3 separate regions of the Homo sapiens genome follow, and all the other regions are linked to region 1. Evidence: chromatin loops called from intact Hi-C (ENCODE). Cell type or tissue: dorsolateral prefrontal cortex. All regions are shown on one strand. Region 1 overlaps ORC5 (origin recognition complex subunit 5). Region 2 overlaps RELN (reelin). Region 3 overlaps RELN (reelin).

What was found. A loop is a pair of places that touch in the nucleus more often than their neighbours do. Peaks named below come from ENCODE experiments on the same cell type or tissue, not always from the same donor. Only the 100,000 strongest peaks of a DNase experiment are listed, where the experiment ranks them.
Region 2: a loop joins it to region 1, with 3 times the contacts of the local background. A loop is called at or near these places in 75 of 110 quality-filtered maps.
Region 3: a loop joins it to region 1, with 4 times the contacts of the local background. A loop is called at or near these places in 41 of 110 quality-filtered maps.

What each region holds. Positions count from the first base shown.
Region 1 is chr7:104,159,429-104,161,928 of GRCh38, reverse strand. ORC5 (origin recognition complex subunit 5) reads left to right here. Exons shown (of 14, transcript NM_002553.4): 12 at 747-857. Among named protein-coding and RNA genes, the nearest start is that of ORC5, 47 kb to the left of the region's middle. In dorsolateral prefrontal cortex, a CTCF peak has its summit at 1,317 (motif pointing right); no DNase peak of the experiment used is centred here; H3K27ac peaks cover 324 bases.
Region 2 is chr7:103,563,528-103,566,027 of GRCh38, reverse strand. RELN (reelin) reads left to right here. Exons shown (of 65, transcript NM_005045.4): 34 at 477-750. Among named protein-coding and RNA genes, the nearest start is that of SLC26A5, 120 kb to the right of the region's middle. In dorsolateral prefrontal cortex, no CTCF peak of the experiment used is centred here; no DNase peak of the experiment used is centred here.
Region 3 is chr7:103,523,560-103,526,059 of GRCh38, reverse strand. The region is part of intron 46 of RELN (reelin); the gene reads left to right. Among named protein-coding and RNA genes, the nearest start is that of SLC26A5, 79 kb to the right of the region's middle. In dorsolateral prefrontal cortex, CTCF peaks have their summits at 1,354 and 1,553 (motif pointing left); a DNase peak (open chromatin) is centred at 1,830; H3K4me3 peaks cover 864 bases; H3K27ac peaks cover 1,933 bases.

The sequences.
Region 1 (2,500 bases):
TTTTCCTGGCAGTGGTACAAAGAGGAATTGTGAGAAATAAGTAGTAAGCTCTAGTCTACAACTTAGGAATCTGGTTTGGTTATTATCTTGGATTTGGCAAAATTACTTAACACCTGGTTATAACAGTAAAATAGGAGGCATATTTAGGACTAGACCGGATGACTGTGAGTTCTTTAATTAATATTTGTTGATACTAAGTCAGAAATCTTGAGGAATATGTTAAAAGATAAATCATGGCTGGGTATGGTGGCTCATGGCTGGGTATGGTGGCTCATGCCTGTAATTCTAACACTTTGGGAGGCCAAGGTGGGGAGGATTGCTTGAGGCCAGGAGTTTAAGACCAGTCTGGGCAACATAGTGAGACCCTGTCTTTACAAAATAATTTGTAAAAATACCCAAACATTGCGGTGTGTGCCTAGAGTCCTAGCTACTCAAGAGGAGAATCTGACATAGGAGGATGGCTTGAGCCCAGGAATTCAAGGCTGTAGTGAGCCATGATTGCGCTGCCACTGCATTCCAGCCTGGGTGACAGCGGACCTTGTCTCTAAACAAAACAAACTTAAAAAAAGGATAAATCATGATCATATCAGTTAAACTTTTAACTTAGAGTTTGCAGGTTAGATTTGTTAGCATTTTTAGGGGAACTATATATAACAAAAATACATTGTTACTGGCAGTTTTGTAGTACAGAAAGTGAGTGCTCTGGTATAAGAAGAAAATCCATGTTTTTGTTTTGTTTTTTACAGACAAGCAATCATCTCCTTGGGCCAAAACCATTTCCACTAGACAGATTATTAGCAATATTATATAGTATCGTGGACAGCAGAGTTGCTCCAACAGCAAATATTTTTTCCCAGGTAAGCTTAATCATAGATTATTATCTGTCATCTTTGTGGGATTCTTCAGATAGTAGAGTCAATAGAATTCCAGGCATTCAGATTTTTGTTCAACATATGTTACTGTTTTAACTATATAATGAACCATGTTTTTGGTAAGTAATTGAAAATTACGTATATAGAATCTTTGGGGGTATCACTAAATTTACATATGTTTACAAGTATAACCTCATGGCAAATAATTTAATTTGGCTCTTTTTCAATAAAGGAATTTTTAAAATTAAATAATCATAATTATCTTGCTAATTAAACAAGTGGCTTGATGACCAAGTTGATGAATTGTAATTTAATGAAAACAAAATTGAAAAATTTTTTTTTGTAACAGAGTAATCTACAATGTTCTTATTCCTCATCTATGTACTTTGCAGATAGATGTGCTTTTATTAAAAAATGCTGTTTTCCAGAATAATTAAGTTCTCAGAATTTCACTAGGTGGCAGCAAAGCATAAAAATAGAAAATATGACTTTAAAAAAAACAAGTAGTTAAGGTTTGTTTTTTAGTTGACATTTTAAGAAAAAACAAATTATTAAAATTATAGTCACAGTAGATTTCTTAAATGGTCCAGAAAAACAATGCTTAGCACATGGTACAAGTGGATAGAAGAAAAAGCAAAATGATATAACTAGTATTTATTTAAAAGCAAAGTCATGTCAGATATTGCAGTGAGCATTTTGTTTTCTCTATGCATTTTTAGGTTGAGAAATATGTAAATAATGCCTGCGTTTTAATTAATTCACTGAATAAATCTGGCCCCAGAATAGCTGTCAGACTTTGTAATCTAATGTGTGCTGGTAACTTTTAATTTTTCATTTAGAGAAGAGTTTGAGTAACAAATATAATCTCAATTTTCTCAACATTGAATTTAGATAGTTTTTATAAAAGTCAGCATGTATAGAAAATTGTATCTACATTTATTGTGTTCTTGAAGAAACTCAGTTCACTCAGTTACTAGGCTACATAAATAGTTAGCTATATAGGTAGATAGCTACCTAGATAGGTAGGTAGATCACTAATGCTGATAACTTTAAAAAAGTAATTCAGTTTTAATTTGTGTTACAGGGATTTTTCCCATGTATTTTCTAAAAAAGCTTTGTCTGAAATTGGATTTTAATAAAACTTTACCTTTTATTAATAGCTTTCTACATACAACATAGGAATTTTTTGTTTTGTGTTTACTGTTGCGGTAACTCTAGATTAGCAGGTATTTTGAATTATCAGGTCTTTATTATAAGCAATGGAGCCTTACATTAAGTCAGAGAGATTAAACAACTTTTACAATATGATGCAATGAGTAAACCTTTGAGATTTAAAGCCTAGGGAAGTGAGACAGACAGTGCTTTTGAACAGAGCAGAAACATGTTTGCATCACATGTGATTGTACTTCTCAGGTGCCCACAAATTACCTGTGTGAGGGGCACAGTGAAGGATAGTACATGTTTTTTCTTTCAATGAGCTTATAACTTATTCTAGGGCATTAAAATGTATACATGAAAATACTTTTTTTTTTTTTTGGCTTTCTCTACAAGTTTATTTATTTTATTTTATTTTATTATTATTATACTTTAAGTTTTAGGGTACATGTGCACAATGTGCAGGTTAGTTA
Region 2 (2,500 bases), 600 kb after region 1:
TTCACAGAACATGAATGATATGAGTAAGGTTTCTTAGAAGAGCAAAAAAATCTATGAGAGGACATTCCTATGTTTCATAACTTGTAGACTTAAGACTCTATGTTTAAAAAAAGATAGATGTTTGAAGTGCTGGATATCCCAATTACCCTGATTTGATCATTACATATTGTATAAATGTATCAAAATATCACATGTAACCCAATATATGTATAACTGTAATATATCAATATTTTAAAGATAATATGTTAGCCCTTTCCAAGGTGGTAATGCTTTTCAAATTAGCAGCCTTCTATATTTCTAAATCTATGGTAACCAAATAGAAGCAGAAAATATAAGAAGAAAAGTCAAAGCACATAGGGGGCACTAAAGATAGGCCATGATTTTTGTTTGCTATTGAAGATGTTTATTATAAGCATAAACACCAAATAAGAAAATGGCACACATATATGCTACCATTACACATTTTTTTTTTTCAGGAAAACCTCGTTATGCTGAGACCTGGGATTTTCATGTGTCAGCATCTACCTTTTTGCAGTTTGAAATGAGCATGGGCTGTAGCAAGCCCTTCAGCAACTCCCACAGTGTACAGCTCCAGTATTCTCTGAACAATGGCAAGGACTGGCATCTTGTCACCGAAGAGTGTGTTCCTCCAACCATTGGCTGTCTGCATTACACGGAAAGTTCAATTTACACCTCGGAAAGATTCCAGAATTGGAAGCGGATCACTGTCTACCTTCCACTCTCCACCATGTGAGAATTGTCATTTGGCTACATGTCAGAACTTTGGGTGCCTGTCACTTAATTTGAAAATAATTGTGATTCGGCCTGGGGATTCTATTATTCTTTCATGATAATTATGCATGGAAGTGCCAGGAAGAAAAAAAAGTGCAAGGTGCTTTGGGTTGCAAGTTTTAAATGTGGCTAGAGAGCACCAAAAGTTTTATGAGGCTGAACTTTTCTGTTCTTTGCCAGCATAAAGGCTGCCCACCAGATTCCATTTTTAAACTGTTGTAAAAATAAGTCTCTGCCCATAAACCAGACTGATACTTATTCACACAAAACAGTATGTGAAATTACCACATATTGGAGAGTATCCTTAGTTTTTTTTCATCTCAGTACCACAGTATGAACAAAAGGTTGGTTCCTTTGGAATGCTCATATTGTTTTGCATCTGTCTTCCCCTCCCCAGCATTTCAGATCACATTCAAGAGTTGTACTGACTTACAGCAGGCTTCCACTTTTGTGGTGTAGGCATTTGGATCATTGGAGGATGTTTCTGGGAACTAACGGGTACTGTGGTGACTGGTTAGAGGCTGTACCTCCTGTGACTGCTCCCCCGAGATCCTTGCCTCTCCATTCCTGTGCTCTGTTCTGAATGGCAGGCTGCATTTCCCAGCCTCCTACATCTGTCAGACACTGCAGGAGAATGGAGGGGAGAGATAAGGGATAAATCAGGGTGTTCCTCCCCCCTCTTTCTGCCTCAAGTGCATCTTGGCCAACTTCTGTGGCTCTAGCTCCCCTGGGTGGCCCTCCAGGTGACCCTGGTCCCTGGGCACCAGCAACAACACTTCCTCCCTGTGTCCCTACAGTCTCAGACTCACAGTAAGTGGCTTCCTGACTTTGCTAAACTCCGGTTTCCTCACTGCTTCTACTGGCTTCTCTGCTCTGCCACTTGCTATACATCCAATTCCTTGCACTAATTTCTTTCTGTGTTAAGTGTTTATAGTGGTTTCTGTTTTCCTGGTTCAAACCTGATCCAGACATGTACAACCAAGAGGCAAGGGAAAATTCAGGAAGCCAAAACATTTTAGTATTTAGCCTAAAATAGTTTCCTATGACTGCTAAAGCTTTAAATAGTGCTTACTTGTTTGTAGCTCATTTATTCATTTTTTAAAAATTCAACAAACACTTATTGAATATCTACTGTGTTTTAAGCACTCTGGTACTACATGAATAAGCTGATGCCAGGATCCAAATGTGTTAAAGTCATGCATCACTTAACGATGGTGATACATCTGAGAAATGCATCGTTAGGCAATTCCATTGTTGTGTGAACATCATAGAGTGAACTTACATAAACCTTCATGGTTTAGCCTATTACACACCTATGCTGTATGATATAGCCTATTGCTCCTCAGCTACAAAGCTGTACAGCATATTGCTATACTAAATACTGTAAGCAATTGTAACATAATTCCAAGTATTTGTATATCTAAACATATCTAAACATAGGAAAGGTACAATAAAAATATGGTATAAAAGATTTTTAAATGGTACACTTGTATAGGGCACTTCCGATAAACAGAGCTTACAGGACTGGAAGTTGCTCTGGGTGAGTGGGTGAGTGAGTGGTGAGTGAATGTGAAGGCCTAGAATATTACTGTACACTACTATAGATTTCATAAACACTATGCACTTAGGCTCCACTAAATTTAAAAAAAGAATATTTTTCTTTCTTCAATAATAAATTTACCTTACTATAACTTTTCCATTATATAAA
Region 3 (2,500 bases), 640 kb after region 1:
CTGACACCAGGCCCTGCCCATCTACCCTACAGGACATCTCTTGTAGGGTGTTTTGATCTTCCTGGGCATCTTTATTGCTACCAACTTAATAGTGTTTCAGCAAATGTTTATGAAGCTCCATCTGTAGGTGCCAGCAACAATAAAATGATAAATAAGGAAAATAACAGGAAATTACATATGAATAGGCACTTTTAATACAAGGTGACGAGGGCTTTGGTGAAGTATGTGTAAGATATTAGGGGAACCAAGAAAGTTTATTACTTACCTACTATCTATAAGCACTGAGGATACAAACCAATATTCCCTAAGGGATACAGAGATATTCTCTGCCCTTCAGAAGCTTATAGTCTAAAAAAAAAAAAAACAGAATGAATATATAAATGTTGGCTCCGAGTAATTATGTGCTATGGAAATATGGTATTCCGCTATGTTAATTATAAGTTGTTGCTGCAGATAAACAGACATAACTGTAAATAAATTTAGATAAATTTAGTCATTAAAAATAATTTATCAGCAAAACCGCTGAGTTACACAGCTTACAGGGGTGAGTGCATTTCCACATTGCTTACTGTGAGAATGGAAGCCCCTGGATACGAACTTCCTGGACGTTTAGAACACCCACTAAGCTCTAGGTGCTGTCCATGAAGTCTACGATGTTGAACAAAAAGGAATCAACCCTGCTCTCCTTATAACTTACCATTCAAGGAAGAGACAGACATGTATCAAATATGTATGCAAATAAATGTATAACTATAACTGTGACAAATACTATAAGAGGAAAACAATAGTTTGCTATGAGAGAGAATAGCATGGAAGAAACATCATTTTAAAAGGGATCAGGAAGAAAATTTCTCTGTGAGGACCTGACATTTCCTCTGAGACCTGAAGGACACACAGAGGTTAACCAGGCAGAAAGAGAGAGAGGAAGGGAGGGAGAGGAAGAGAGAGAGACAGAGACAGAGAAAGAGAATATGTAGGCAGAAAGGTGGGAATGAGTTTGGTGTGCTTTGGCGCCTGAGGGGAGAAACAGTGCTCCAGAGGCGAGTGACCATGATGAGGGAGGGAAGCAGAGGCCCAGGTTCAGGCGGATATCAGGCAGGACCTTGTGGGCCAAGGAGGGGACTAGGGGTTTCGGTAAAATGCAGTAGAAAGTGACAGGAGTTTATTAGGCAGAGATCACTCTGCTGGGGGAACATGCCAAAGCTGGGGAGCAAGCAAAATTATGGAGAAACCAGTTTGTACATAGACGCTCAACAGACATGTATTGGACTGACCTCTTCATTTCAGGTGAAGATTTTAGTTCTAGTCTGTTTCTTCTCCATTTTCTAAACTTTATAGAAATATTTTCATTTGGAAAATGCAAACTCCTTCCTGTTGTTTGGTCTTTTGTCCTGCCTTAAACAGATATTCCTGAGTCAAATGATTAACGGTCTCTTAATGACAGAACATATATGGATCAATAAACACAAATGGTTTCCTCTAAAAGTCTTTTCATGTTCAATGCACTTGAGCCTCAGGCATTGCTTGGATTTTACTGCCATCTAGTGCCTCTGAAAACACGTGTGTTGTATTTTTGAGCAAGACACTCTCCAGAACTCCGTGAATGAGCAAATATATTTCTGCTTCTGGAATGGGAGAACCTCTGTTTTAGCTTTACTTATATCGCTTTTATATCAATGTAAAATAAGTCTGGTCTCATTTATTATGCTCTCTCTTTTTTTTCTCTGTACAATTTTCTCTGTCCAATTAGGGAGCAAGTGGGAAGCTGAAATCCAGCCCATGTTCTGTTCCCAAGCCAAATGCAGAGGGCTTGCGGCTGCTCGGAGATAGTCATCTTTTCTGATTTTGCACTTACAAGTTAGCAGCAGCTCTGGTGTCATTCCATGGTACTTCCCACACGAAATCCAAGGCTCACAGCTCCCCTGAGGCTTCCAGTTTTAGGATTCGTTTTTGTTTCTGACTGTCTGTTTTTTACAAGGCTCAGGAAGATCACTTGGCCAAATTGTATGATCAAACTATCACAGTTTGGTTGGTTTGGTTTGACTATAAACAATGTTTTCTGTAGAATATTGTAATAATGGCCAGCCAGGCACAGTGGCTCATGCCTGTAATCCCCGCACTTTGGGAGGCTGAGGTGGGAGGATCACTTTAGGTCAGGAGTTCAAGACCAGCCTGGCCAACATGGTGAAACTCTGTCTCCCCTAAAATACAAAAATTAACTGGGTGTTGTAGTGCATGCCTATAATCCCAGCTACTCGGGAGGCTGAGACATCAGAATTGCTTGAACCCAGGAAGTGGAGGCTGCAGTGAGCTGAGATGGTGCCACTGCGTTCCAGCCCGGGTGACAGAGCAAGACTCCATCTCAAAAAAAGAAAAGAAGAATATTGTAATAATGAATGTTCTTTTCAGAAAAGAAGTAGGAATGTACATGCTTTTGTGTTACACTTCTCCATGCACTTGTTCAAACATACTGGAACACATTTTCTTTTCCACAGCATCC